7 separate regions of the Mus musculus genome follow, and all the other regions are linked to region 1. A link is a loop called in an ENCODE intact Hi-C map of the cell type or tissue named here. Cell type or tissue: heart. All regions are shown on one strand.

Region 1 (4,000 bases):
GGTTATCTGATGAATGGAGCGACCAGCACTGTCTCACTGTTCCTCCGCATGAATTTTAGGAAGAAGATCACCCTGTGGCTCATCAGATGAGCTGCCACTGTGACAGCAAAGGAGAACAAATGAATAGGATGGCGGCAGGTCCATCGGTGTGGGCGACATTGCTCTCTTGATAAATGTTTCTCTCTCTCTCTCTCTCTCTCTCTCTCTCTCTCTCTCTCTCTCTCTCTCTCTCTCTCTCTCTCTCTCTGTCTCTCTCTGTCTCCCTTCCTTCAGAGGAAGGATTTGGGAGTAATGAAAACTGTGGTAGGTAAATCAGAAGGAAAACCACAAGGAGGCACTACCTTAGAGCCACTGGATCTGTGCGTGATCTTACAACAGTCGCTCTGTCCAGCTGCATCCATTTCCCAGTATGATTTTCCACTGACCTCTGTTTGTTTTAAAAGAATGTGAGTCTGAGGCTGATTGATATTTAAAAAAAAAAATGAAGTTCAAACTTAAGATTCAGATAAAAATGCCGTTAATTTGTTCACTATTAAATAACTATTTTGACCTTCTGTTATATACCAGGAATTGTCCCAGATATTGCCTCAGATTTAATGAGTGAGTTGTTCCTTGTTCTAAAAGAATTTGAGGCAGGTTTAATAATTCAGTACCATGAATATCAGCCTTAAGAAAAACAAGGTGACACCAGGTAGGCACACACTCGCACACAAGCACGTGCACACACACACACACACACACACACACACACACAGGTACACACATGCACACATAGAGAAAGAGGGAGGAAGGGAGACAGGGAAGGAGGGAGGGAGAGGGAGAGAAGGAGAGGGAGAGGGAGGGGGAGAGGGAGGGGGAGAGGGAGGGGGAAAGGGAGAGGGAGAGGGGGAGAGGGAGAGAGAGAGAGAGAGAGAGAGAGAGAGAGAGAGAGAGAGAGAGGAAATCAAGTCTATATTTTAGTTATTTGCTAGAGATGGCCCACTAATTTACCTTTGAGCTTCATAGCAGGCAATTCAAAGAAAAAACCATGATCTATTTCAAAATTTTCTGTCTGTAAGACGCAAATAGCATCAAAGCTAATTCTTTAAACTACAGAAACTTAATTCAACAAACATTTGCTCACACCTACTCTGAACCAGGCCCTAAGCCAGGTATTAAAATGAGCAAGATGAGTAAGAGCCGGCGTGTGCCCCTTAACTCTTCCCTCGGCACACACACTGCATGTCAGGGATCGCAGGCTGCCAGTGAGGATCCCTCCTACTCCTGAGCATGCCCTGTGGCCCTGCAGAAACAGAGGATGGAACAACCTTCTAGAGGTCCTCTACGCTTCTGAGAAATTCTAGTGGTGGATTAAAGTGGTGATCTAGAGATGAGAGGATGAGGACAAAACATGGGGCTTTCTCTGAAGCTCGCCGATACCCTCCAGCTGTCTCTGAGCATCTGGAACAAAGTCCATAGCCTTGTAACTAGTTTCATAGGATTCGTTATCAAAAAACTAGTTTGTTGGCTTTTGATGATACCCTTGACTAGTGAAAACCATTCGACCTCCCAGCAAAAGCAGCCCCACCCCACCCCCGTCCAACACGAAATGATAGATTCCAGGCCAAGTGAGACTAACCTCATCTAGCAGATAGGAAAACAGAACCTGACTGAGAAAGGATGCTGTCCACAGAAGTGTAACTGTGCAGCTCCTTGGAGGGACTGTTTCCATGGTCCTCACTTTCCAAGTGAAAAATCTCATCAAAGCCCATTAATGAATGAGTCATGGAGTAAGTGACTAGCTCCATGCTCGAGGCTACGCAGGACAGAGCAGGGACTGAGCTGCAGCAACACTTCTGACGTCTCTGAGCCTTATTTAGGATTTCAAATACTGCCTCCCCTTGGATCTGGGGCTTCCCAATCGCGGTTTGTTCGCATGTGCATCCTCAGCACCTGCCTCATGTCATCAGCAGCAATCACAGTGCACTACTTCACACCAGGGTCCGGCAACCCAGGGCGGACACCCTCACTGGACAAAGACTCTGAGGAATCTCAGGACACTGGGGCACACAGGGATTGTTGATAAAGCAGGGATGTTTGCGCCCGACTCTGAACCTTGTGAGTCTGAACGGCAGGTGGTTCTCATCGTCAGTGACGGAGAGCTATGGTCTCACTTATTACATAACCAGACTCTGGCCCTGCTCCAAGCTGAAGCCTCAAGTCACAACAGAGACCTGAATCCATTGTTCTAGAACCTGAGCTCCAAGGGGATGCCCTTGTCAAGCCTTTTGCTATGGCTGTCCCAGGCTATTCTTCAAAACAGCAGCCCAAGCCCTTTTCCTGTTGACGTTAAAACACTGCCATCTAGCGTGACTCTAAGAGAATTATCCAAGTCAGCTGCCCCGGCTTACTGAGAGACACTGGATTGGGTGCAAGACTTTCAATCCTTTGCACTGCTTGGATGGCCACTACTTGCAAAGTATCCAGTGATTCTTCTCCTGCCGTGTTTACAATTCCATGATTGTATTTGCCCAGAGCTCAAGTTAGGAATGAACCCAGACACATAGGATTAGAAAGATAGCTTTGCAGGCTACAAAATCCACATGTGACACCCCTGGCTCAGCCACGGGTCAGACACCCCACTTTGGACATGTCATTTCATTTCCCAAGGTAGCAGTTATTCATCAGAAGATAAAGGGAATTCTTTGGCCTTTGACATCACCAGGAAATCTTTAAATTAGTGAAACCACTAGTGTGTCAATTTGCTGTAAACAAAGTTGTAGAAATAAATGTGTGTGTGTGTGTGTGTGTGTGTGTGTGTGTGTGTGTGTGTGTGTTAAATACATGTGTGAAGATAGCAAAATGCCCTTGGAAACGGGTAGCTCTTTGATGCAATAAAATTCATATCCCACTGAGAAGAGGACACTGGACTGACTGAAAGCAGAAGCCTGAGAGGAGATTATTTGAGTCTCTTCAGGGGAATTTAGCCAATATCATTTGGAGAATTCTGTGGGAAGATATGTTCTACCCACCAAGATCCAAAGTGTAGCCTCTATCCCAGAAGCCCAGGGAAAAGGCAAGCCAGGAATCTGCAAAGGAAGGGGCCTCATGAGAGTGCCCAGTGCAGGCTCCACTTGGGGCTGGACATTCAAAGAGTCATGCAACTAGAAACCCACAGATACCTACCTGCTCATTCTACGATTTATTTTAAAAACCTAAGTTAATGTTATAAGGAAGGCCAGGCAAGCTGCTGGCAAGCATGGTTTTCTAACTTTCATTGATTATACTGGTTTTAAACAGCTAAGAATCTGGTGAAGGAGACTCGAATGGAGTCTCGGAAGTCCATTGAGCTTCCTTCAGAACACCAGTGGGTCTTGGTCAACTGTAGCGTGTGGAGATTCACCTTAAAAGCCACTTCTGAAATGAGCCCCAGAGAAAAGATCCTGAGTCCTGATCACAGGACGGCTGCCAGGAATTCCTGCTTTTATCTTCTGCTTCCAGGTGATTCTACCTCAGGGGGATCCAGATAGCACATCGAGAATCTCGGTCAAGAAATCAGTCTCCTGGACTTTAGTGGTCCAGCCACCTATTCTTATCTAAAGGGATAAGGGGGGCAGAGAGCTGACGTTTGCTTCCCACTCAGCAAAATAGCCACAAGTCTTGGAATCAGGCAGTAGGTACAAGTCAGAACGCAATGACTTTACCCAGCAGGTGAAAGGATAGTCAAGATGTAAACACCAAGCACTGCATATTTATAGTTAATTTTCTCTGATACTCCCTAAGGGAGGAGAGGCATCCATTGTCCCCGTCTCATCCTACGGAAGAAAGAGTTCAACTTTCACTCCTCATTACTTCTGCCACACTGTCACTCAGGGAACGTGCCAGCAGTTTCTGGGTTCTCTCGACATCAGAGTTATTAACTCATGCCGCATCCTTAATAGATTTCCCCCAACTCCCCGCTCCATCTTCTGTTCCTTTGGGACTTCATAAGTAATACTCAAATCAAATATGTCTTTTCTTG
Region 2 (4,000 bases), 960 kb before region 1:
CTGGAAATGGACTGGATTAGAAGTTGGCTCTGCTAAAGGGATCTGCAATCCTATAGGTGGAACAACATTATGAACTAACCAGTACCCTGGAGCTCTTGTCTCTAGTTGCATATATATCAAAAGATGGCCTAGTCGGCCATCACTGGAAAGAGAGGCCCATTGGACAGGCAAACTTTATATGCCCCAGTACAGGGGAACGCCAGGGCCAAAAAGGGGGAGTGGGCGGGTAGGGGAGTGGGGGTGGGTGGGTATGGGGGACTTTTGGTATAGCATTGGAAATGTAAATGAGCTAAATACTTAATAAAAAATGGAAAAAAAAAAAAAAGAAGTTGGCTCTGTTGAAACCCAAAGGATCCCATGCCATTACGCTGGGTCCAGAATGCCACCCGTGGCTAATTTCTCCAGCAGAGCCGTTCTGGCTGTTTTCATAAATGCATCTGGAAGACTCTACCCACTAAAAGACTACCTGTGCGTTCTTTGTTATTTCGAGACTCGGGTTCTTGACCAGATCGGTCTTGAATCAACAGGATTCTTTCAACTTTGGTATTTGTAACTCCAAAGTTGAGTGTCACCCTACCCAGCTTGCAGGGACAGTTTTACACCAGAATCCCTGCAATGGGAACCATTAAATTCTTCAAACGTAAATACGATCTAATTATTCTAAAGACCAGAATAGAGTCAAGGGTAGGTAGATCTAAGAGGAGGAGGAGACAACAATGAAAATAATCTAGAAAATTTAAAACTTTTCTTTTAAAGATACCGCCACAGTTTTGCATTGCAAAGTATAACTTCTTGATTACCAGGCTAGGAGGGGCAGGCACACACAGGAAACTCCCTATCTTTTAAAGGCCCAATGAGAAACTGCACATTCAGGCAGCAGATAGCATCCATCAAGCAAAAGGCTTCTGGGCAAAACCATAGGCGCCTGTTTGCTGCCCTCCTCTGTGATCCAGGAGATGGAGAAGAGATACACCCCAGCACCCAAGAAAGCCCTAAGGAGCCCACAGCCAGCCTACGGAGCAGACAGGCACCAACCCTCCTCCACAGTGCTGGTTCCCTTACCTGTGTGAGTTCGCAGGTGTGCCTTGAGATGAGAACTCTTGGTATAGGTTTTGCCACAGCCTGCATAGTCACAAGTGTGGGTGGCTGTTCTTTTCCGGGGCCACGACCTTCTTCCCCTCTTTGGCTTGGGCTCCTCTGGCAGGCAGGAACCCGGTGGCATGAGCTCTGGGAGGGGGGGGGGTAAAGAAAGTGGGGTCAACTTCAATCTGGATAGTCTCAAGATCCCCAGAAACAAAGCTCCCAGCGCCATCTCTACCAGCCAGTCCCTTCCCCCCACTAACCTTGATAATGGAGAGAGGGGACTTGTGACTGCATCTGGTCTGGCAGGAAAGGAGGGTAGTTGGGCCCCGGATGGGGATGGAATCCTGGGGGAAGAGGCAGGCCAGGGTGACAGTCCCTGCTGTTCAGCAGTTCCTCGGGACTCAGTGTAGGGGTAGTCCTGGTGGGGAGCTGCCGCCCCAGGGGGAAGTCGTGTGTGTTGGGCCGGTGGCCGTTGCTGAGCTGGGGTCCAGCGCTCAAATGGGCCTCTAGGGACCGGCTGACCGTGCAGGACGGGACCGCCTCTTGCTTAATCTTGGGGCACATGCGCGGCGGGCCACCGCTGTAGGGCGCCACTACCACGGGGTGGCTGCCGTCTGGGCTTCCTTTGCTAACACTGATGACCGAAGGGCTGCTGTACTCGCTGCCAGGGGTGGTCAGAGACGCCTTCAGCACAAACTTGCCCATCAGCCCGCCACCTGGCGGCTGAGGCTGCTGTGGCGGAATGTATACTGGGTCCAACTCCGGCCGCAGGAGCTCAGCCACGAAGCCGCCCGAGGGGCTCACGTCATTGATGTCCGCCAGGTTGAAGGGGGCCGTGGGAGGTGGCGCAGATTCTCGGCTGTAGAGGAGCCCTCCACCTGTGTTGCTGGCAGCCACGCCCGGGTCACCCCCGGCCCGGATCGGATAGCTGAAGCTGCAGGTGGAGGGCGCGCTGGCAGGGCCGCTGCTCGCCGGGGAAGACGAGGATGAAGCTGACGCCGAGGTGGTCACGGTGGCGGCCACCGATTCCTGGTGGGTTAGCGAGTTGGAAAGGATAAAGTCTAGGTCCAGGAGGTCGTTGAACTCCTCGGTCTCCCTCCGGGCTAGGAGGGCCGGGTTGTTACTGCTGCAAGCTGCACCAGCTCCGCCACTCTCCAGGTCTGTGGCCACCGTCGCCGCCAGGTCGTAGGGGCGGCCGGGAAGTGGGGGAAGTCGCTTCATGTGAGAGAGTTCCTCACGCCAACGCTGCAAGAACAGGGAGGGAGAGAGAAACTGTTAATTGTAGCACCCTGTTGCCACCCCTAATATTGACTTGTTGGGTGAAGCACACCAACACCCTGCTATAGGAACTGGACAGAACAGGAAGGCAGCCTCGGGGACTCCAGGGGCCACACTGCAATCTCAGCTAACACCAAGGTAAGAGGTGGCGCGTTCGTTCTCCTGCAAGCTAGTGCCGTCGCTCCACCAGCCCAGTCCTCTTCCCCGCCAGATCCGCGGGACGCTCCAGCCGCCCACGGAATTGGGACACTGGGACACGGTGGCTTTCTCCCCATGCACCATAGCCACCGGGTCGCCCACGCGCTACGATCACTCCGGCCCAAAGGGTCTCGAGACTTGTCCACCTAAAATATAGTGGACTGAGTGCGCCCACCCCACGGTCCGGACGCCCGAAGACTAGTGGGGAACCGCTGTGCGCCCCTGGCGGTACCGCAGTGCCGGGACCACACGCACTTAAGGCCGACTCAAGGGCCGAGGAGCCACCTCGGAAGGCTGTAGAGTTCCAATGGAGGGCAATCCTTGTCCTAACCAAGGACTCTTGGTGACCCCCGGATTCCGCCCATACACCCCACCCCATCTGCAGAAATCTACAGGGCACTAGCGCGACACTCACGTTAGTCGGGGCACCTGCTGGACGCAGTGTCTTCTCCCTTCCCGCCGGGCCGGACGCGAACGTGGAGAAGGACGGGAGCAGAGCGTCGCTGACAGCCATGTCAGACTCGCCAGGTGGCTGCCTGCGGGCCGGGCGGGGCGCACAGGGACCAGGAGTCAGGGGACACCCTGGCCACTGCTCCGAAGCTTCCCTCCAATCCTCACCCCTTTCTGTTCCCAAGTCCAACATCTCACCTACCTCATTAATGTGGGGGCCCAGAAGGTCCTCCGGAGTCCGAAGAAGAGAGAGGGGTACCTGAGCCCCAAAGTCAACGAAGATTAAAAACTTTAGAAACAAAACCTCAAACCAAAACCCCCAGATTGCCCGAGATCCTTCTTCTTTGGATTCAATATAAACCGGCGATGTCTTTAAAAAAGTTCCTTTGTATACAAAAATTCTTAGAAAAGTTGTAAACTCTTATAAAAATAGACAATCAGCAAGGCAGATAAGTAGGTCCGATGGCCAGGCTGCACGCTCTTGGACTCAGCAGTGTCCCCCACCGTTGTCGCGGCCACTGTGGCTGTCGGCGGCGCGGGGGCTGTGGTCCGGGCGGTGGGCGGGCGGCGCCGCCAGGTGAGAATGGCCGCGGTGGCGCGGAACTGCGAGCTGGGCGGTGGCGCGGGGTGCGGAGTCCTGGGGACTGTGCCGGGTGCGCGCGGCCATGGGCGCGGGTCACGGGCGGGTTGCTGGGTGGGGGGCTGGAGGGGCGGGGAGGGGCACTCGGCGGCTCCGGGTGCCGCCGCCGCCCGCCACCGCCTCTGCTCCCCGCGCGCCCGGAGCCGCGCTCGCTCTCTTGGCCGGGGAACTGCCGGCGGCCGCCGCGCGCTTCTTACTTATAACTTCTCGCTCGCTTGCTCCCCGCCTCCTCCCTGTGGCGGCGCGCGGGGCTCCGCCGCCAGGCCCCGCCCCCTGCCTTTCTTCTCCCCGCCTTCCCGCAGCCCCCACTGCGCGTTGCCATGGTAGCTAAATAAACAAACTCCGCGCACG
Region 3 (4,000 bases), 780 kb before region 1:
CACTCTGAGCTGTTGGCAGTGATATGCAGTATTCAAGGAAGCAGGACCTTTCTGGTTAATCCATGGATGAGATTTTTCACTTCAGGAACCTCAATGTCTCTGAAGTACTGCTGCCAATTGATAGTGAAGTAAGAAGCCATTTCTGATTTCATTTGCATCTTGGATGAGAAGTGGGGCTTTTGAATTATTTCATCAGAGCGTGCAAGAGAGAGCCAGCATGATGACTTTGTACATCAGCAAACCTTGGTTCAACTCTCATCTTTAGCTTTTTTTTTTCTTCCTCTTTGATAGTGTCCCCGTGTAGCCCTGGCAGACCTGGAACTTACTTGTAGACTGGACTAATCTTGAAAATGTAACAATCCTTCCGCCTGTGTCTCCATGTGCTGGCATTATGAGCATGTGCGGTTATGCCTGGCTCCCACTCTTGAAACTGAATCACTCTACTGGTGTCCTGGGGATGTTGCTTGCCTTCCCAGAGCTTCAGCATTCCCAGCTAGACAGTGAAGATAATATTATCAACCTTTTGAGAGCGTGCGGAGAGGATTTAGATCAGCGCATAAATTATGAAACTTTAGGTCGCCTTTCCCTTTCTGTTTTAGGTCCCCTCATTTTGGGTCCCCCCTTTTGTTGAAAGGCTGGGAGGTGGATTTTTTTTTTTTTAATCACCTCAAGGCCTGACATTGTACCCGCTGACCTACAGCTGAACACACTCTGGATTCAGGAGTGCTAACTCAGATCTCAGCACTCACATATCTCCATGATGAAGACGGAGTGACTGTGTGCTTCTGGCTGGATAGCATACCTCTGCTTGGTCTAGAGGGGCAGTGACATCCAGGAAGCAGTTTCCAGGGCAGTGTTATGTCCTCCGAGAAAGTCGTTGGCTGATATTCCACTTGCCATTAGTTTATCTATCTTCAAGCATATCGTCAACAATGGCCATGCCTCCATAGATCCTTGGCAGGGTCCCGAAATCAGAACCTCTTCGGCGAGGTGTCCATTGAAGTCCTGTGAAGACTGTGGGTGCCTGGGCCTTTTTTTTCCTCGTTCAAATCCAAATGCTAGCTGAATGTTAAAACGGAGTCAAAGAAGTAGTAGTAAGCAAAGGAAACCAGTATAGAGTGGCTTATGGTGGCGTCTCTATAGTGAACAAGTATGCGAATGGTATTTTAACAGAAGAGGCATATATGTGTCTGTGTGTTTGTGTGTGTCTGTGTGTGTTTGTATGTCTGAGTGTCTTTATTTGTGTGAGCATGTATTTGTGGCCATGTATATGTGTATTTGTGTGTGCAGGTACTCACGTGCACATGCATGCATATTTGTAGTTGTTAGTACATTTCTGAAGTAACAACAGGAAAAAAGGGAATGACATTGGTTTTCTAGTTTATTTTAGTGAGTTAGATTTAACAACTAAGCAACAACAATAACTACCATTCATTGAGAATTCACTGTGCTAATGCACTGTGCTAAATCCTTGTCTTATTTAGCACATCTTGTCCTGATACTTTATTTATAAAATACTACAATTGTTATCCCATCTGCCTCTCAGGTGAATAGCCACAGCCAAAGTGCAACACTTGCCCACGGCCCCTTCTGCTTGAGGGCTGAGGTTTGAACTGATGCTAACTCCTGAGTCAGTGCTTGTTCCTGGCAATGGATTTCCTTACTTCCTGAACCTTGTCAAGGGTTAACTCTTGCCTTGAGCCAGAAGTACTCGCAGATTCCTGGCAGAGTCAACAGCCATGCCCTTGCAAGCTTGGCAAGGATTCTTCTTCCCTTTGGCTGGCAGGGCTTACCCAAACGACAGACATTTGTGACATACAGGGAGGAGTCCAGTGGATGGAGACCCAGTCAAGGGATTTCCACAGTTATTAACAGCTGGATGGTGGCCTACAGGGCCCCACCTGCACTTGAAGATAAAGGCACTGGCTGAATGATGTTCCCTCTCCACATAAGCCAGTGTTTAGCAGTGTTAGGTGGGGTGAGGGAACTGGCACGGAGGCTGTGGCTGTGTGTGTGTGTCTGGATGCATGGCTCTGACATCTGCAGCCCTGAACGACGCAGGCTGTACCAGTGTGGTCATTGGCTTCAGAGCTACCAAATGCTGCTTCTCACAGGCTTTGGCTGCTCACCCATTTTCTGCTGTTGTGTTTTGAGCAAGTGTTTCCCAAAACTATTTCCTAATAGCACCGAGGGGTTGGGAGAGGAAAGAAAAGAAAACAGATAAGGATTGTCGAATGTACTAGGGAGGAAAGAGGAACACAGAAAATAAAACCACCACTGTTACCACCACTACCACCATGCTCGCCAGCTGAGCCTCTGGGACCTTCATAATTGATCACAGCAAGACGTTCTTTTTATTTTTTATTTTTTAAGGGGTATGCTGTTTTGATTTTTTTTTGAGACATATTCTCATAGCCCAGGCTACCCTTAAAGTTCACCATGTATCGGAATGATTGCGAGCTCCCAATTCCACCCCTCAGGTACTAGGATAACTTTATTCCACTGCTCCCAGCTTGTCCTCAGAGTTTCCGAGATGGTGGAATTTCTTTGGCAAAAGTGACCTTTGTTTTTATTTGGTTGGAGGATTTCTCTTCAAGTCCACTGGAAGAAGTCTGGGGGGGGGGCGCAAAGGTACCAGCAATGGGTGTCTTAAGAAGATTTGCTCGCAGATGCCAGCTGTGAAGATGCCAGTGACCTGTGTGCTCTTCATGGTGACAGGTTTCATCTTCCTGCATTCAGCTCAGACATGCTGAGAGTTCTTATCCACTGTGAGCTGGATGGATTGGCTCTGGGCCGCTAGAAGCACAGTTCCATAAAATCTGAATAGTTACCCTCAGCCTCCTCTTAAGATTAGAGATTTGGAGCTAGGTCAGTTTTACTCAGCCCCCACGGATCTACAAACTTCCATTCCTTTTGTGTTTTGTTTAAGACTAGTGTAGTTTTATATTTGCATATTTTATTTTATATTTGCACATATTAAATGTCTCTATTTAGCATATATTAACAGACAGTAAGCTGGTGTTAGCTCAGTTGGTGGGGTGTTTATGTTGCATGTACAAAGACCTAAGTTTGATTTCTGGAATCACGTAAACTAGGCGCAGTGACACGTGCCAGGAATCCTAGTTCTTAGGAAGTAGAGGCAGGAGGATTAAAAGTTCATTGTCATCCTTGGCTACAGAGTGAGTTTGAGGCCAGCTTGGGTGACATGAGATACTATCTCATAAAACAAAAATAACACAACTAGTTTGAGAATATGAGTATGTAGAATACATAGCATATATGCAATTTTCAATACTTCTATAAAATAAATATGACATATAGTTGTATCATTTAAATTCTATCCATCATCTATCTATCTATCTATCTATCTATCTATCTATCTATCTATCTATCTCTATCTCTCTATCTCTCTATCTATCTATCTATCTATCTATCTATCTATCTATCTATCTATCTATGTCTTTTCCCGAGAGAGTAGTGATGCTCTGTATTTATGTTACCTAAATATATCTCTGAATCACTATATTTGTAATTAGGATATAAACTTATACTTCTGATAAAGAAAGCATGCGATCTGACATATACACACCTTGTACATACACTTTGTATGTGGGTACATGAATGGCTATATGAATAAGGTTTTCTCTTTAGTTATCATCTGATTTTGAGCATTCTGGCATAGGTAGGCCTGCCTGTCAGTCTTAGGAGCACTGTGCCCTCATAAGATGTGGGGAACATTTACAGCCCCTGAGGAAGCACTCACTAACCCTAGACAGGGAGGTGTTGAGAGAGTTCTTTCTAGACCAGCTGTTCTCTCTTCATGCTCCTTTGACCTCCTCCACTGAATTACCACTTTGTTTTTCTTCTTCTTCTTCTTTTTTTTTCTTGTGATTTTTTTCAACATGGACTCTCAAGATTTTTAATCAGATGAAAATTTTGGTGTGCAGTTCCAGAGAAATTCAGTCCGTATGTTTCAGATTCATTTACAGTTAAATCATCA
Region 4 (4,000 bases), 980 kb before region 1:
ACACCTTATCATAATCCACAAAAATACCATATTTGGATTTTTGCTTTGCTAAAAATGAATATTATTACATCAGTGCTCATATACTTCTTGTTTAAACTGTTTTGCCTTTAAAAAAAATTTTTGTGACAGAGTCTTGGGGAAACAGCCCATGCTGGCCTCTAACTTTCAATCCTCCTGCTTCAACCTCCTGAGTGTTGGGATAACAAGCACGGACTACCATACTCAGTAGGACTAATTACAAACACCGTACCAATGCCCTTCTCATCATAGCCCTTTACTTCTGGTACAGAGAGCACCAGAAAACCCAAAACAAAACAGACCCCCCTAAAAAAAAATCCCAACAGATCAGTCTGGTGAGGTTACACTTCACTTGCCTGTGCCTTACACGCCTACAGTCCCAGAATTTGGAAGGTGAAAGAAGAGGGGGTGAGGTCCAGAGTATGTGAGACCCTTTTAGAAAAGAAGCAGAAGCAAACAAACACATAAAAACTCCTAATAGATTTCCATGGTGACTCTTGTCTCCGTTCACGCTGACTGTTGAATTAGATGCCCCAGAACAGGACTGAAAAAGAACATGTCCAAGAAGACCCATTCCCCCCTCTCTAGGCAAAGTGCCAACCTTTAGCGAGAGCACACAAGTGGCAGGTGTCCCAGGAGGTATCCTCTGATAAAGTCAAAGTCTGGGAAAGGGCGTGAAGGCAAGCTCTCCCCAATCCACCAAATCTGCACACTGCTCCATTCCAGCGGGAACTAGTAACTCACCCTGAGAGATGTGCCTGCTGTACTGGGTCCAAGGGAAGTTATAGGATAAAGACCTCTGGCAACTGGTAAGTCTGTGTACACTAACACTTTCTAACACGATCACTTCAGAAAGAATGTGAGATGTGTGTGGGAGAGGTGTTAAGGAGAAATGAGAGCACATGGTCCCAGTAGTCCGAGCTTCCTACATGGGCTGAGATGTGGCTTAGTGGGTACTTTCTTCCCTCTTAAGTGTCTGAGAACACAGTAGCACACGTTGTCTGAGATGACACACACACACTAAATAAGGAAAGAAATGGGGAAAATTAAGTTGTACTCTGACCTTATTACAGGAGCTGCAGCATATAAGCCACCGCCCCAACTCCACTTAAAAACCTAGTTTTCTGCATTGCAAGCTGCCTGAGTGAGCAAACATGACTGCCACAGGCAAAGATCTATAGACCGCTGAGCATCTGCTATGTGTTGTCAAAAAAGGACCCTGGATCTGCTGGTTGACTGTGTGAGGAGTAAAGTCTCTCTTTGCACCTGTTTTGTGTGTGTGTGTGTGTGTGTGTGTGTGTGTGTGTGTGTGTGTGTGTGTGTGTAGTACTGTTGCTCTTGGGCCCTGACAGCTGATGTCACAGCTAGGGGCTTTGCATTTCTTACTTGGGAAGCAGATAAGATCATTACTATTTTGCAACGAGGAAATGAAGTTCAGAGAGAAGACAGTTGAGTTTACAGCCACAGGTGACAGTATCCCACCTGGGCAGTCGGATTTCTTCTCTGTGGGAAGGTAAATGAGGGGGGTTGTAGCTCTGCTGTCCAAGACCTACGTAGCATGCACAAAATCCTGTCTTTAATCCTTGGTACCAAAACGATAAGAAACAAACCCAGAACCCTGTCCTCGTCTGCAGCCCACCCACTCCTTCTCTGAAATGATCGTACGACCTCCCAGTATTCATCCGCCAAGAAGAGGCCTGGGAATCAAGTTTCAGGAGCCCCAAACCAAGTACTGATGAGAGTCAAAATGAGAAATCCCGTACAAGAGTCAGTCTAGGGCTTGGGTCTAGGCTCTCCCTCCTGCGGCCGCGTTACTGCAAGAGGACCGGCGGGAGGCGCTGCAGACCGCGCCGCACCCGCCTCCAGCTCAAGCCCTCAGGCCTCCCGGGCACCGGGGCCGCCCAAGAGCGTCGCGGACTCTGGGCGATCGGCTCTTCCGCCAGCCACACCCTACGATCTTCCATTCCACCTCCTCTTGGAGAGGAACAGGGACGCTAAGGAGTTCTTCCGGGCGTGGCAGGGGACCTGGAATACGTTGGTGCGCTCCGGCAGAGCGAGAACTGCCCTCAGCGGGGACTCCAGGCGGAGCCCGATGCTCACTGGGTCGCGCATGCGCCGCTTTCCAGTCCAGTCCCAAGTCTCCTCCGCCAGCTGTAGCGGAGCGGCTCGCACCGCATCCCACCCCACAGGGAACCCTATTTCCGACTTTGAATCCCAAAGTGGATAGGCTGGTTCTGGGCTTGCATTGCAGCCAGCAGAAGCCCAGGCAACTGACACTCCAGTCTCCGGGGTGGGGACCCTGGTCGTCTCTGCTGATTCCCCCAAAGCTAATTGCCTCAGGAGAAGCACGTAGACCATCCAGGTGCTGGGCAGAGAGGAAAGGTGTTTCTGAGAGTTAGCTTATAATAATACATCAGCATGCACGTTGGATTTCCATTTTCGCTTTTTCATAGCTTTCCAATCCCCAAGGACTCTGTAGAAATTCAGGTGTGTGATTGTTATGTGTGTGCCACAGATAGCGATGGAAGAACTGCCCAGAACTTGTTGACATTCATTAAAATACAAGCTAACATCCTCACACGTTTTAGACCTACAGTATTAGGAACAACTCATCATGGCAAAGTTACTCGCCCAACATCTGTTCATTCCAATGGGAGGGTTTCTTTCCTGCCAAGAATTTTATGAATTTTATATAGGAGCTTGGTCCTGTTTGGGGAAGGTAGAGAAAGCCTGCCAAAGCGGCCTGGAAGAACTAAGGGATGATTCGCTTGTGACTTTGAAAAGGCTCTTGACGCTGGGAAAGTCGCCCTTCGGAAGAACACAGAAAAACAAAATCCCAAACAAGTGGCACGTGACCAGAAACAGCAGAGCAAGGTCAAGGCCCAGAGTCTGGCCGACCCACACGATTCTGTTCTAGCTTTGTTCAGAGAGGGTCTAATCCTTTGTGGAGAGAGGGAGGGTATTATGGGCCTGAAACCCAAACAACTCCTATCTGGGGATGCTGCAAGCTCCTTTCATTTCACACAGACCAGATAGGAGTAATCGTTCATCACCCAAACTCCTGTTAATCTCTGCATCTCCAATCCATTGTCTTCTCAATTGGAGTCTGCTGACTGGAAAGTTTATCTCCCGAAACCCATCATCAGGGGTGCTTGGAAGCCATCAGAGGGAAAAGGGCATCCAGTGAGTTAGCCCTTGAAACATTAATGATTACCTCTGGACTCAATGCGGGTTTGTTTATCCAAGCAGATTTCCAATAGGCTTCTCCTTAGCCATTGAAAGAACTATCTACTGTAGAGTAGGTCTGACGTGAGCAACGGGCAGGCTGTCCTTTTCCATCCGAAAGGCCACTGCAGAGTCTTCACACTAAGTGGAATGGGCTGTGCTGTCGTCATTCCGGGATTTCAGATGAAGTATGTCATGGTATTGTCTTCACTGTGTTGTGTGATGGAAGAGAAATAGAAGAAACAATCCTGATATGTTTTAAATAAGTATCAAGAGGAAACCAAGCAGGGTAAAGAGCTAAAGACGAAGCAGCAAAGCTCTTTTAGTACAATCTGGAAAGAGTAACTCCTAGACAGCATTCCTTCTGGAATGTCCTTAGTGTGAACAATCACCTCAACCATGAAGTTTTGAACATTCTCCATAAATATGCAGAGAGACGAGAGAGAGAGAGGGGGGGAGAGAGTGAAGCCATCACTTCATTGCTCAATTGCTTTTCTTCTGTTTCAGTTGTCCAGCCTCATCTAGGTTCTCATGTCTGTCCCCCCCCCCCCGCCCCAGAATGAGAAGAACTGTAATCTCCCATGATTATCACAGGGACTGAATGAGAAAAATGCATAAAATGCTGAGCATGGGAACGCTAGGACGGAAGCCTCCACACATGCTGGCCTGTCTTCATTGCTGATCACTTGAATGGTGTGTAGCTGCTTCTGAGGTTACACTAGGACTATCGTAGCCAATGCCCCACTGTTGGCCAAAG
Region 5 (4,000 bases), 1.0 Mb before region 1:
AAACAAACAAACAAACAAACCCCAAACCAAACCTAACAAAACCTCCAAGGCATGTGAAAAATTCAGGGGCTCCCAACCTCTCTGTGTTGGATGGAGGACTAGTCAGGCTCCAACTTACCCAAGAGAAAACAGACCAAGGAGCAAAGCGGCTTGGATGGGGGCTTCCGAGCATGTTGGAGGCAGTCCAGGACCAGAGGCTAGCCCTGTCTTGGCACTCACCCTCCTTTAATTAGGTGTGTGGCTGTGTCACGTTGTGCTGCTCAGAGACATTGCAGATAACAGCAAGTGGAAGGCATCTGCCACACACTGGGCTCTGTGCTAAACACTTGATTCTTATTATTGACCTCCATCCACATGAAGGGATGACACACTCCCGGAGGCTGTGTCGTGTTACCCCAGTTTCCCCCCACAAGAAAACTGATCCACTGCAGGCTGAAGCTATGCTTGCCTTAAAATCACGCAGCTGTGCCAACACAGCCAGGCAAACTCTCACAGGGTCTCTCCCACCCAGCCCCAGGGCTCTATTTTAATTCTCAGGAGGAGATAACAATGCCAAATTATCTTCTAAGAATAGGTAATTTCTGTCCTGTGAAGGAGCTTTTTAGTGCTGGTGAATGGATCCGTATACTATTTGTATTTTCAAATAGGGATGCTCCCTGTAGTTGATCTTCAGCCAGGAAATTAAATTAACCAGGACACTTCTAGCCCTGAGCACTCTGGCTGGGTAGTTAATGGAGACTTCACAATGCCAGCTATGCGATTTAGGATCACATCACAGAGTAAATTGCCCTCCGGAGGATCCTAAATCTTCAAAAACAATCTCTAATCCTCACATTTGGGCAGGAAGGGCCCTTAGACATCAACGTTCAGGGGACCCTGGGCCTCAGAGAGAGACAGACAGCCACTTCTCCAAACTCACGGAACAGACAGAACTCAAGACAAGAACCGCTTCTAGTCATGGAGTGAGCCCTCCACTCCAAAGTTCAGTTGGATATTGGCAAAATGGAAGGCTGTTCGACTGGTGTTCATGTCCTCTCCACTCCCACAACCCACAACTGTAGTGTCCAGACCATACGTCTTGGCTTCGTGGTAGATTGTGTTTGACGCAGTCACTCCTAGGAGGAGCCTTTCTGTATCCATTCAACAAATGTTTCCCATGGGGACCAAGGGGAGCTCAGCCAACAGGAACCTTAAAATCTTGCTCTCAGGGGGTTTATAGTGTAAAACTGGGGGAGGAACACAGAGAGGGTTGCCACCTGCCAAGCCTGCCTTAACCGGATGGATGGTACGAGGAAAGAGGGAAGGAGCTGGGTATGTGAACTTTGTGATTTGAATAGCAAGGAAGAAGAGAAGACTGCTGAACTGAAAGCATTGTAGATAGAAGATTAAGTTCAAAGGCTCTGGGGCCAATAACATGCTTTTTGAGAGAACGGAGAACTCTAAGGCTTTCTATAGAAATCCGGGTGCCATTTTCAACATTCAGAGTGTACACTGTAAAAAGAAAAAAGGGAAATGAGTAAAATTAACTTGTGTTTTCTTAATACAGGAAACAAACAAAAATACTAATAAAATTGAGCTTTGCTGAATAGTCTCTAATCTCTCTCCCTCTTTTTTTTGTATTAGGGAAACAGAGACAGGAGGATGAGTTCAAAGCCAATCTGGGCAACATAATGAGACCATGTCTTAATATATCTAATTAAGAAAAAAAACCGGGGATATAGCCTACTGGTAGAGTGCTTGCCTACCACGCGTGAGCCCCTAGTTCCATATACCTGCTACCAAAAGCAAACAAACAATCACACTCCCCCCTCACCCATGTTATATCTCCAACATATAGTACAGATTAGAAGCACATGTCAAGTCCTCATTAATCATGGATGCCTATTGGCTAGTAATATGAGACCAGAGTGGGTGTGATTGCCAGAGTTTGGGAGAAAGGGTTCTAGAATCGAAACCTCTCAGGTCTGGACCTTCAAATCCTATTAGGGCTCTCTGCCCTCATGAGGGTCGAGGCACACAGACGGGAAAGCCACATGCTGGCGTCCTCAGAGGCCTCTTGGTCGCTTCCCAGGACCTGTTCTGAGGAGGCCCGCTTGTGCACACGTGGGAAAGCTGCGTGCTGGCCCCGGGCCTGGAGCCACCTCCCGCGCCCACTCGGCCAGGTCTCATTCCAGAAGCGGCGTCCGCCCAGGTGAGGTGAGGCCTCTCTTCCAGCCGTTCAGCCCCGCCCCTTGGACACGGTTTTGGTTTTCGGGTGCAGACAGGTCTGCATTCCTCTGAAGAGGCCCGCTCGGCCCCATCAAAGCCAGCGACAGAGCCACATCACAGTCACCCATGATACCAGCCTGCAGTTCCAGCGAGCACCACGAGGGGCGCAGGCGGGACGGGCCATGCTGGCTCAGATGCCTCTGTGGACTTTCTCCTGGAGTCCTGGGGGCTTTGCTCCCACCACTACCTTCCTTTCACCATCACTCAATCCGTCTGTGCTGTGCTGTCAGCGGTCGCCTGGATTCCCATAGTTTTCTTGAACAACTGATAGGATGGGGGGGAGGGGGGCGGGGGAGAATCCCAGCTGTGAGCCAGACGCAGAAAAAATAGAGGTGCTTTGGGAGCCCTCTATTTGGGGTGATGATGATTCGTGGAGAAGTCCGTGAATCCGAAGTCTGTACATTCCGAGACTGGAGCCAGGAACAAAAAAGATTCCACTGTTCGGATGTTTTCACCCCTGAGGCTGAAATAACAGCGGAGGCCTGACTACCCACGTGGTGTCTGTGGCCAGAATAGGACCCACATAATAATGGCTTAGATCAGGGAAGGGCCTTTCCCATTCCATGATGCAATATTGTCATGACAGCAAAAACAAGGCTCCGCCAGCTGAAGTAGGTACACAATGGCGCCTTGCCTCTGCCCTGCCCACACCTCTGTGCCTTGCAGTAGCATTCCCTAAACGTGTGTGGAGTTGCAGGATTACAGAGAAGTGCCAGAGTCTAGAGGGACCTGCAATTGGCTGCTTCCCAGGGGACTAATGGGCCAGGCTGGTTCACTCTCCCTTAGCCACCCTTCAGCAAGAGAGGGCTATGTGGGTGGGCTATCATACCCACCTTTCTGTGATGTCCCTAAAGCTTCGATCACACTTTTGCAAGCAAGCTTACCTTAAACAGCCCTAACACAACGACCCAGACCAGCTAACCAGGGAACACAGGATATGATAGGTAGAAATCCACAAAATGGTTCTGTGAGCAAGCTCACTTTTGATTTTGTGACAGGAAAAAAAAAAATCGCCGGGCAGTGGTGGCACACGCCTTTAATCCCAGCACTTGGGAGGCAGAGGCAGGCAGATCTCTGAGTTCGAGGCCAGCCTGGTCTACAGAGTGAGTTCCAGGACAGTCAGGGCTATACAGAGAAACCCCGTCTCGAAAAAAAAAAATCATGGATTTGGGGGAGAGGAGTCCAAAGCTGTTAGGCCAGATTTATCTTGATAAAGTATTTATCTTGAAAGACTCCAGTTATAAAAGAGGATGTGAAGTTCAGTCCAAGCTGAGGGTGGCTTATCTCTTTCCTCAGCATAGGTGAGGTGACGCCAGGAGGTTCAGTATTTCAAGGATATCCCTAGACATATATCCTGTCCAAGGTTAGCCTTGGCTATATAAGCGCATCTCTCAGAAAAAAGGGCTAGGCTGTGAAGAGAGCACATATCTAGCACGCCCGAGGGCCTGAGTTCAATTCCTAACACAGAAAGAAGAAAGGAAGAAGGAGAGCAAAGGAAGAATTAAAAACAGGCCTAGGATCAGCAGAAGGGAGATTTCAAATATACAGATCAAAGGAGGTGGTCTGGGAGGGGCTTGATTGGGAAGGTGGGGTGGGGGTGAAGGAAGAGCCATTTCTTGTAATGTGTTTTGGGGCCTCCTGTGGACCACAGACTGAAAAAAAAAAAAAAGCCCACTCATGTCCTGTGAGCATGTTTGGCTCTGGCAGTACCCCTTAAAGGCAGAGGCCATTC
Region 6 (4,000 bases), 840 kb before region 1:
GAGGCGATTGTTCAAACCATATATTCCTGGTACAGAAAGATTCTTGAGACAAAAGCAAGCGAGAAGTGCTATCATATGTCACGGCAGAGGAGCTGAAATCCAAGCTTTATAACCCTTCTAAATGGCTCGAGCCTTTGTGATCTGCTAAAATAACGGAGAGACTTATACAGCCCAGGCTCTGAGAGCAGATACCATGGGTGCTAAAGCTGCTGCAACACAGTTTTAAAGGACATTTTTGGACTTTTTTTTTTAATTAAAAAAATTTCTTGAGTCCCAAATGATCTCCCCTGTTTCCTTAGGTGGGTTTAGATCTCAGTTCCATTTTTTTTCAAAGTTCAACTGAACTGGCATTTCCTGTGGCCTAAAAATGTCTTCAATTAAAGGCGAGGGAAAAAATGTATTTTTTTTAATCCTCATCAAACCAAAAAAAAAAAATGGCTGAAGGGATTTTATTCAAACTTTTCCCCAAAATTCACCTTTTGCCAAGACCCAGCATGGAAAATTTCAGCCCCAAAGGATCACTCGTTGGCAAGTTACCCGAGCTAATGAAAACAGAGAGGCATAAAGAGAGTCTGTGTGTAGCTCTAACGATAGTGGCCACTGGAGCCCACATTGTACGAGAAGAAGGGCCTCATTCAATGACCCCCTTTTATGTCGTTTTTTTTATCTTCAATATGGATGAGTCTTGGATTTGGAGTGGTCACAAACAAAAAGCACTTACTTTATGAATATAACGTGGGCAGTGGCATTATTTCAGTGGCTTTCCATAGTCCCGACTGACTTTTGGAATAGACTTATTGTAAATGAAGAGATAAGGCTTGCTTCACGCAATGTTGATCCATTCATCCATTCATGCATTTGCATACTCCTTCATTCACTTGCTCATTCGTTTGCTCATCGACTTCTTAAGTGTTTACTGAGCGTCACAATGTGTGGGGCACTTTAATCCAAGTGGGGTGTACTGTGGTAGGCAAATCGAGGTGGTTTCTGCATTCGTGAGTTTATGGGAAAGAAGAAGGAAGTCAAAAAACATCTGTGGCAAATTCTGTGGGGCAGCAGATGAGGTGCTGAGACACTGAAAGTCAGAGTGATGGTCACCAGGGGCCTATACTGATCGATAAGGAGGGCAGTGAAGGGCTAATGCGTTGTGTGCATCCATTATCAATATTAAGTGAGTGGCCACTGTCCCCATACTGACCAGGCCAGTCACTATTTCTGTCCTCAGATATTCTCAGGCCAGAGGAAAAGCAGCTAGGTAGGCTTGATTGATGTCATAGTCATTAGCTACATTCGATGCAAATAGGGAAGATGGCTGATGGTCCAGAGGTTGGCTTCTGTAAGGAGTAACCATTTCAACAGACATTTGTGTCAGCGATGTAGGGTAACTGAGAAGAGGGTGTGCCATGTCTGCCTGTGAGGTACTTGTAGTCCAGTTGTGTGTTCAAGCTTCTCTCTCTGAGACCTGGGGCCTTGAGAGACAAAGCCTTTTCTTCTTCAGGACTCAGCCTCATGGAACCAAGGAGGTGCCTAGGGAAGGGTGGGTGCTTCTCTGACATCTCAGCTTTTTGGAATTTAGCCTAGTAGTTAAGAACACAGCTTCTGGAAGTAAGCTGTCTGGGTTCAAATGCTGTGCTCAGACTTTCATATTGTGGCACTTTCTGTACACTCACAGCGGGGACAATGGCATCTACCTTCCAGGGATATGGTAATGTGACTATCACTAGTCACTAAAGCTTTGACCAGACCACACATTTCTGATGTACCTCGGTTGATCTGCTGTACCTGGCTTCCCTCATCCCTTCTATCCATTCAGTCTAATTATTATGGGTCAAGAACAGCAATTGTCAGTCAGTGTGCTGGGAGCTGCAGAATCAGCCAAGTCACATCTATCCTTGGAGTCTCCTCCTCTGAGGTGGTTAAATCTCAGTCTTTCTTAGGGAATACTTCTTTGCCTCGTCCACCCGGACAAATAGATATTTGTCATCCCTGTAATACCAAAAAGTGGAGAGGGAGGGAAGGAGGGAGGGAGGGAGGGAGGGTGTCCGTTCCTTTTCCTCATAACATTTGGCTTTTTAGGAGAGTCACTGTGCCAGAAATTTTGGAATATCTTGTTACTTTAGACAACGGAAGACAGGGAGACTTCTCATTTTTAATTGGGAGTAAAAACTTGTGTATGGAGCAGAGGTGAGGTTTCCACAGGTCAGAGAACTCACCTCTGCTGGGCTGGATTGGAGCTGAGGAGGAGGGGCAGCAGAACTGAGTTGGCTTCCTTCCACGAAGTGAGAAATCGCCACGGCATGGATGATGCAACTGAACGGAGATGGTGCAGAAAGTCCTATCAGCACATTGACTCACCTCGCCCAGCCTCAGTTTCCCTTTGTGTAAAAATAAGAGGTCCGAAATTCTTGTACAGGGCACTAGGTTTACCCGAGGGCATGAGCAGGAGAATGCCAGCTGCAGACAGATTCACAGGGAGGGAGGGTGCTTGTGGGATATGAGGGCTTCCACATCTAGGCACAAGGAATATTCCTCCTTTTCTGTTTTCTGGGTCCCTGCATAGCTGGCGGCCCCAGTGAAGGGCTGTAGGGGGCAGCCTGAGTGTTCTGGCTGGGGGTGGGGTAGGGTGGGGTGGGGTGGGCAACAGCTGGACAAGTTACTGGGAAATCATATTATTTCAGACTACTAGGTATTCTAGGGGCGTAGTGATGATGGTGGATCTTTTCTGTTTTATTTGATGAAGTTGGCCTTGATAAATGCTGCTGCTTTGTTTTTTCGCTCTCCCACATGTTTGTAAATCTTCGAAACACGCAGTTCCAGTATAAAAGGGAGGTGTAGAAGGGACTTGATTTGAGCCTGGCTGGAGGCATGCAGCTTTTGGAGTGGCAGCTTGTTGTCACCTTCCCCTGAGACAAAGGCTGTATTAACCTTGGGAGCATCAGGCTTCTTGGCCACTTTCTCTGAGGCCATCCTGATGTGCATTTTCCTTTCTCATCTCTAGGGAGGCAGCACACAGAACGCAAGGCCGCCGAGGATGGAGAGGGTAGGGCTCTGCGAGGTGCCTCTCCAAGGCCTGGGTCCCCAGGTCAAGGGCAAGATGTGCGGTGCAGGCACTCCCGAGCTGGCTGGCGCAGCAGCTAGGATGCTGCGCAGAGCGCTGCTGGCGGCGTCGGGAACTGACCAGGCCGCGTGTGAGCGCCGGGATTCCTGCTCCGGCCTTAAATATGCCGGTTATTTTTATCCCCCTACGTCAGGCCAGCGAAGGCCATCCCACCAGTGGCCGCGGCAGGCTGCTACACAATGTTTCCCTTCAGTCGGGAGGGGAAATGGAGGGAGGCCAGACTTCCTGATCACATGGTGCTGAAGTCAATGAAAAAAAATGAAGGGGGACCCCTCCCTTGCGCTGGGGTGCGCGGGCCAGGGCCCCCCACCCACCCCCTCGGGCCGCGCGGCCAGGGAAGCGCAGGCTCGCGGGCGGGCGCGGGGCCAGGCGCAGGACCGGGCAAACATAAACACCAGATCGGGGCAGTAATTGGCGGCTCCGAGATCGCTGAGGAAATGAGAGGCTTGTACGAAACATCAGCCGACAAGAAACGGGGTGATGTCAGACAGCCTTCCAGGATTAGAAACCCTTAAAAGCTCCGAGCCCGCGGCGGCTGCGGAAAAGCGCTTTCGGTCCTGGCTCTGCGGGTAGGAAGCCCGCGGACTGCGGACGACTCCGGGCTCCTCTCTTCCTCGCTCTCTTCTCCTCTCTTCCCCCCCCCCCCCCCCCACCCGCTCTAGTCTCTTCTCCTTGAATTCCCTTTTTGATTTTGAACTAAAAAGAAGGGGAAAGACGTCAATTTCCATGTCTAAAGCATCTCGCCTCCCCTCCTCCCTCCTTGTATCCTGTTACTACTTTTGGACTAACAGATCCTACTCAAATCAAGCAGGAGGGGGATAAATAAAAGTTTAGCTCTGTTGTCCGAGTCTCTTCGGTTTCTTCTTACATTCTCTTAGAACT
Region 7 (4,000 bases), 270 kb before region 1:
AGCAGCCTGAGCCAGCAGATTCTGCCATTCATCCTTGCACAAAGGCAAAAATTGAGTTTCTAGAGAGCGTCTAGGACCGACCTTGCTGACACTCCACCCTGGCCCCTTACCCTTTCCATTATGGGTGGAGGGTTAGGCCTTTTGTAACATTTTGTCCAGAGGAGTCTCATCATGTCCCACAGAAAGAGGCCAAGTTCAGGTTTTTCTTTACTGCAGAGACACTTCATTATTCAGTGAGATGAGTGAATCAGCCTGTGACATATTGTTGCATGGCAACAGCAAAGGGCGCATCAGAGGCCGTGTAAACGTCCCTTGCCACCTCTAGGTCATTAATCTGGAGCAACCCATCGGGTCGACGTTTCTCTTTCCATGTGTTGTGCATCAGTCATCAGTCACTTCTGTGGTGAAGAAGGAACACAAAAAATTTTACAACTAGATCGGAGGAGGGGGGGCACATATTTATCTGAAAGATGGCCCGACCCTCAACAACAGTCTTGATGACCTCTGAACATCAATTATTTGCAACATAGGGACATAATGTATCTAGACAATACGATGAAACACCAGGACACTGAATAGCTAAGTCTCAAGTTGAATTAGTGCAGTGCCTTTGTCTTTGTGAAGTTGGATCTACTGGAGTTGTACACAGAAAAGGAGCTCTGCATCTCCTCTTTCTGTCCCATTTTTTAACCAAGCCTTTCTTCACTGTGGTTTTAGCTTCAGGAGAAATTAAACAATGCTAGTTTTAAAGAGACCATAATCTAGGCAAATTCCATTCATCCTTTGTCTCCTTTGATGATCACAGTAATAGGTTAACTCTCCCCTTTCCACATGGAAGGTAGGACAACTCTGTGGAGTTCCCAGTCTCTTTTGGGCCTTTGCAGTAAACTCTCTTCTGTTCAGTTAGACATTGCTTCACTCCTACCTGGAAGAAGCCTTTAGACCCAGACTGTGTGAGCACAAATCCACAAAGGACTTGCCCCAGGTCCTAGAGCCAGCCAGCCTAGAGGTTTAGATTGTAAGGCTCCAGAAACTTCAGGCAGGGCCCCCCTGCCCTTCAGCCCTTTCCTTACACATAAAAAAAAATCAAGGTCAAGAGAACCCTTTCCCAGAGGGTCACACAAACCTTGAGTTTGACAAAGAACCCTCAGAGGCTGCTCTCTTGATGGCATTTCTAACCAGGGCTTTTGTGCGGAGAAGATGGCATTGGAGGGAGCCTGGCATTTCAGGGGCTTAGCTCCTGTTTATCCTTGAATCTTCTTGGAGTCCCTGAGGCTATAATATCCATTTAGAAAGATTAAAGAGGATGTGATCGGGCCAGGACAGAAAGAGAGGTAGGGAGGTAGAGGAAGAAGAAAATAGAATTCTCTAGGACTTAGAATTAAGAGCCTAAGATGCCTCCTGAAGAGGATGCCCTCCTAAAGACACAGTGCTCCTTGGGAAGTCTCCAGCAGGTGAAAGGCTTGGATGGGCCTTTTTTTTTTCCCTCCATGAACTTGGTTTTTCTTTCCCACATTCTCAGGTGTGCTGGGAGGCCCTGGGAAGCCAGCAGACTTTTTCAAAAGACACTTCCACCTCCTAATCTCTTTGCCTACAAACCAAATATTGATCTATTTAGTAAACCAGCCAGTGGAGGAGAGCTTGTATAGCCCTGTTTATTCAGCAGTTGGGCCCCCCTGACAGCTGTTCACTGGGGGATTATGAAGTCACGGCAGTAATTACACTATAAACAGGGGATGGGGGAGAAGAAAGCCAGAAAGTGAACTGTGAGCTCTGTTACCAGGCAACATAAAATATGTAACCGGAAACCCAGCAAGCACGTACATTTCCCTAAAAGCCTCCCAGATGTCCTCACTTTGGGGCCAATGTTCAATTTCAGTTTCGATTTGTTTATTTATCCATCTTCAGATTGAAGACTGGAGCTGAGAATGTTGGAAGAGAAAAGAAACGAATCGAAACAAAACAACAAAACAAAACAAACTGCAGGGGAGAGTAGAGTTGAGCATTCCACCCAGTGTCCCAGCCTACAGGAGAAGGCTGAGGCCCCAGGTCCCTGCTATAGCAAGCTGTAGAGATCAGTGCACAAGGAGGTGGCTAACCCAGGCTTCTTCAGCTAAGACAGCTACAGGATAAGCAGCAAGGGAGAGAGAAGAACAGAAAAGGAGAGAGTGAGAATAAGGAAATAGAAACTGGAACCCACATAAAAGAAACCCTGGAGTCCCCTCGGCCACAGCCCCACCTAGTGGTTGCCCCATGTCGTCATAGACTCTAGTCCCTAAGGCATCCAGCAGCCCTGACTTTGTTCCAGTAGCTTTATCAGAACATGCTAATGCTAAGCTCACATCAGGTTCCCTGTTCTCAACACTTCTCCAAGCCTGTTTATTAAGATTCTAAGTTCAGAAGTGGATGCTCACGGTCAGCTATTGGATGGGTCACACGGCCCCCAATGGAGGAGCTAGAGAAAGTACCCAAGGAGCTAAAGGGAACTGCAACCCTATAGGTGGAACAACATTATGAACTAACCAGTACCCCGGAGCTTTTGTCTCTAGCTGCATATGTATCAAAAGATGGCCTAGTCAGCCATCACTGGAAAGAGAGGCCCTTTGGACTTGCAAACTTTATATGCCCCAGTACAGGGGAACGCCAGGGCCAAAATTGGGGGGGGGTTGGTATGGGGGACTTTTGGGATAGCATTGGAAATGTAAACAAGGAAAATACCTAATAAAAACAGAGAAAAAAAAGATTCTAAGGATCTGGAAAAGGACTTCAGAGTCCCATCAAGATTTGTAGCAAAGACCAGGATGACCTGTGTTTAAATTGGCCTGGCTTCTTCCAGTGCTCTACATGAATCTTGTTGTTTCTCCATGTTCCACGTGGAGCATGCACGCCCACACATAGACACACATTGGTCCCCACCTGGAAGAACACTTCTGTTGAGTCCTGTATTGTAAGCTAAACATTAACAGATTGGGAATATTCAATCTGGACAAGCTTTATCTAAAACAGAACAACAACACAATCAACATGACATGAACCACATTGGTGCTGTCTGTCAAGAATGCTGTCCACCAGTATTTTCAGACAGGATAGCTCAATAACCTGGAATTTACCAGATAGGTAAACTGGCTGACCAGCAAGTCCCAGGAATCTATCACTGCTGCTTCCCCTTTGCTGGGGTTACAAAGAAACAACCATGGCCATGTGGGGTCTGGGGATCAAACGCAGGACCTCATGTTTTGCTTTATAAACACTGTATCTCCCCCGCTCCCGAGAGTCTGGTATTTTTAGCAGAATTAACCACCTCTCCCAACTCTAGTCCTCTCTCTCTCTTCAAAGAGCTTCAGAGGTGTGCCAGAGACTGACAGAGAAGGCTTGTGGAGGCAGAGTTCATATTTCCAGGAACTCTGCAAATACATTCACATGTTGGGAGTTTGAAATACACTATCACAAAAGTACTTCCACCAAAATATAACCAAGCATTGCCAATCAAGCACTTCTTTTCTTACCCTGTCCCAGACTAATGGCTGACAAGTGTACCACTGACCTTGACAGACTGCTTTCAACTTCCCTTCAGAGTCAACATGGCATGGAGGTAGAATCCTGAAGGAACAGAACTCCGCTGAGGCTTCCACACAGGAAAATACCAAAGTAGACACGACCCCAGTGCGGTCTGAAAAGCAAAGATAGAGTTTTAGTTCTTCTCAACTGATTTCCATGTAGAGTAACCAGGCTGGTTGACTGAGAATATTTCCTTTGGGATGGATTCTTATTATGTCCACAGGTCACCCTGAGAGCCAGACACTGAATGGCCAGGTTGTAACAATAAAAATAGGCAATAAATAAATCCAGGTCATTGAACACGCTGCTGTCACCACCTGAGCCTTTAAGGTAACTCAGCACAGCAGCTGGACAAACTAAATCGTTCTGTTTTGTTTTCTTTTCAACCTGAGAAAAGCTGTCGAACTTCTTCTCCTAAACTGTAATATTAACCAAAGAGGCT

What was found. Hi-C counts contacts between places; a loop is a spot of excess contacts. Peaks named below come from ENCODE experiments on the same cell type or tissue, not always from the same donor. Only the 100,000 strongest peaks of a DNase experiment are listed, where the experiment ranks them.
Region 2: it touches region 1 in a loop (7-fold over the local background); 13 of 42 quality-filtered maps call a loop at or near these places.
Region 3: it touches region 1 in a loop (2.1-fold over the local background); 3 of 42 quality-filtered maps call a loop at or near these places.
Region 4: a loop joins it to region 1, with 6 times the contacts of the local background. A loop is called at or near these places in 28 of 42 quality-filtered maps.
Region 5: it touches region 1 in a loop (5-fold over the local background); 3 of 42 quality-filtered maps call a loop at or near these places.
Region 6: it touches region 1 in a loop (4-fold over the local background); 3 of 42 quality-filtered maps call a loop at or near these places.
Region 7: it touches region 1 in a loop (2.4-fold over the local background); 6 of 42 quality-filtered maps call a loop at or near these places.

The regions. Positions count from the first base shown.
Region 1 is chr4:56,490,805-56,494,804 of GRCm38, forward strand. No RefSeq gene overlaps it. Among named protein-coding and RNA genes, the nearest start is that of Gm34628, 14 kb to the left of the region's middle. In heart, a CTCF peak has its summit at 2,347; DNase peaks (open chromatin) are centred at 1,927 and 2,297; H3K27me3 peaks cover 802 bases.
Region 2 is chr4:55,528,656-55,532,655 of GRCm38, forward strand. It overlaps Klf4 (Kruppel-like factor 4 (gut)), which reads right to left and starts at 3,820. Exons shown (of 5, transcript NM_010637.3): 1 at 3,212-3,820; 2 at 2,975-3,095; 3 at 1,344-2,328; 4 at 1,063-1,227. The coding sequence starts at 3,216. In heart, CTCF peaks have their summits at 1,775 (motif pointing left), 2,790 and 3,861; DNase peaks (open chromatin) are centred at 1,756, 2,406, 2,706 and 3,916; H3K4me3 peaks cover 3,132 bases; H3K27ac peaks cover 2,973 bases.
Region 3 is chr4:55,714,488-55,718,487 of GRCm38, forward strand. No RefSeq gene overlaps it. Among named protein-coding and RNA genes, the nearest start is that of Gm12511, 140 kb to the left of the region's middle. In heart, no CTCF peak of the experiment used is centred here; a DNase peak (open chromatin) is centred at 1,904.
Region 4 is chr4:55,512,987-55,516,986 of GRCm38, forward strand. No RefSeq gene overlaps it. Among named protein-coding and RNA genes, the nearest start is that of Klf4, 17 kb to the right of the region's middle. In heart, no CTCF peak of the experiment used is centred here; a DNase peak (open chromatin) is centred at 2,025; H3K4me3 peaks cover 1,123 bases; H3K27ac peaks cover 652 bases; H3K27me3 peaks cover 1,235 bases.
Region 5 is chr4:55,478,284-55,482,283 of GRCm38, forward strand. No RefSeq gene overlaps it. Among named protein-coding and RNA genes, the nearest start is that of Gm22150, 11 kb to the left of the region's middle. In heart, a CTCF peak has its summit at 2,354; a DNase peak (open chromatin) is centred at 2,298; H3K4me3 peaks cover 534 bases; H3K27ac peaks cover 690 bases.
Region 6 is chr4:55,648,022-55,652,021 of GRCm38, forward strand. No RefSeq gene overlaps it. Among named protein-coding and RNA genes, the nearest start is that of Gm12511, 78 kb to the left of the region's middle. In heart, a CTCF peak has its summit at 3,169; DNase peaks (open chromatin) are centred at 2,450 and 3,380; H3K4me3 peaks cover 1,225 bases; H3K27ac peaks cover 1,701 bases.
Region 7 is chr4:56,220,419-56,224,418 of GRCm38, forward strand. No RefSeq gene overlaps it. Among named protein-coding and RNA genes, the nearest start is that of Gm42291, 94 kb to the right of the region's middle. In heart, a CTCF peak has its summit at 2,244 (motif pointing left); DNase peaks (open chromatin) are centred at 1,753 and 2,243; H3K27ac peaks cover 490 bases.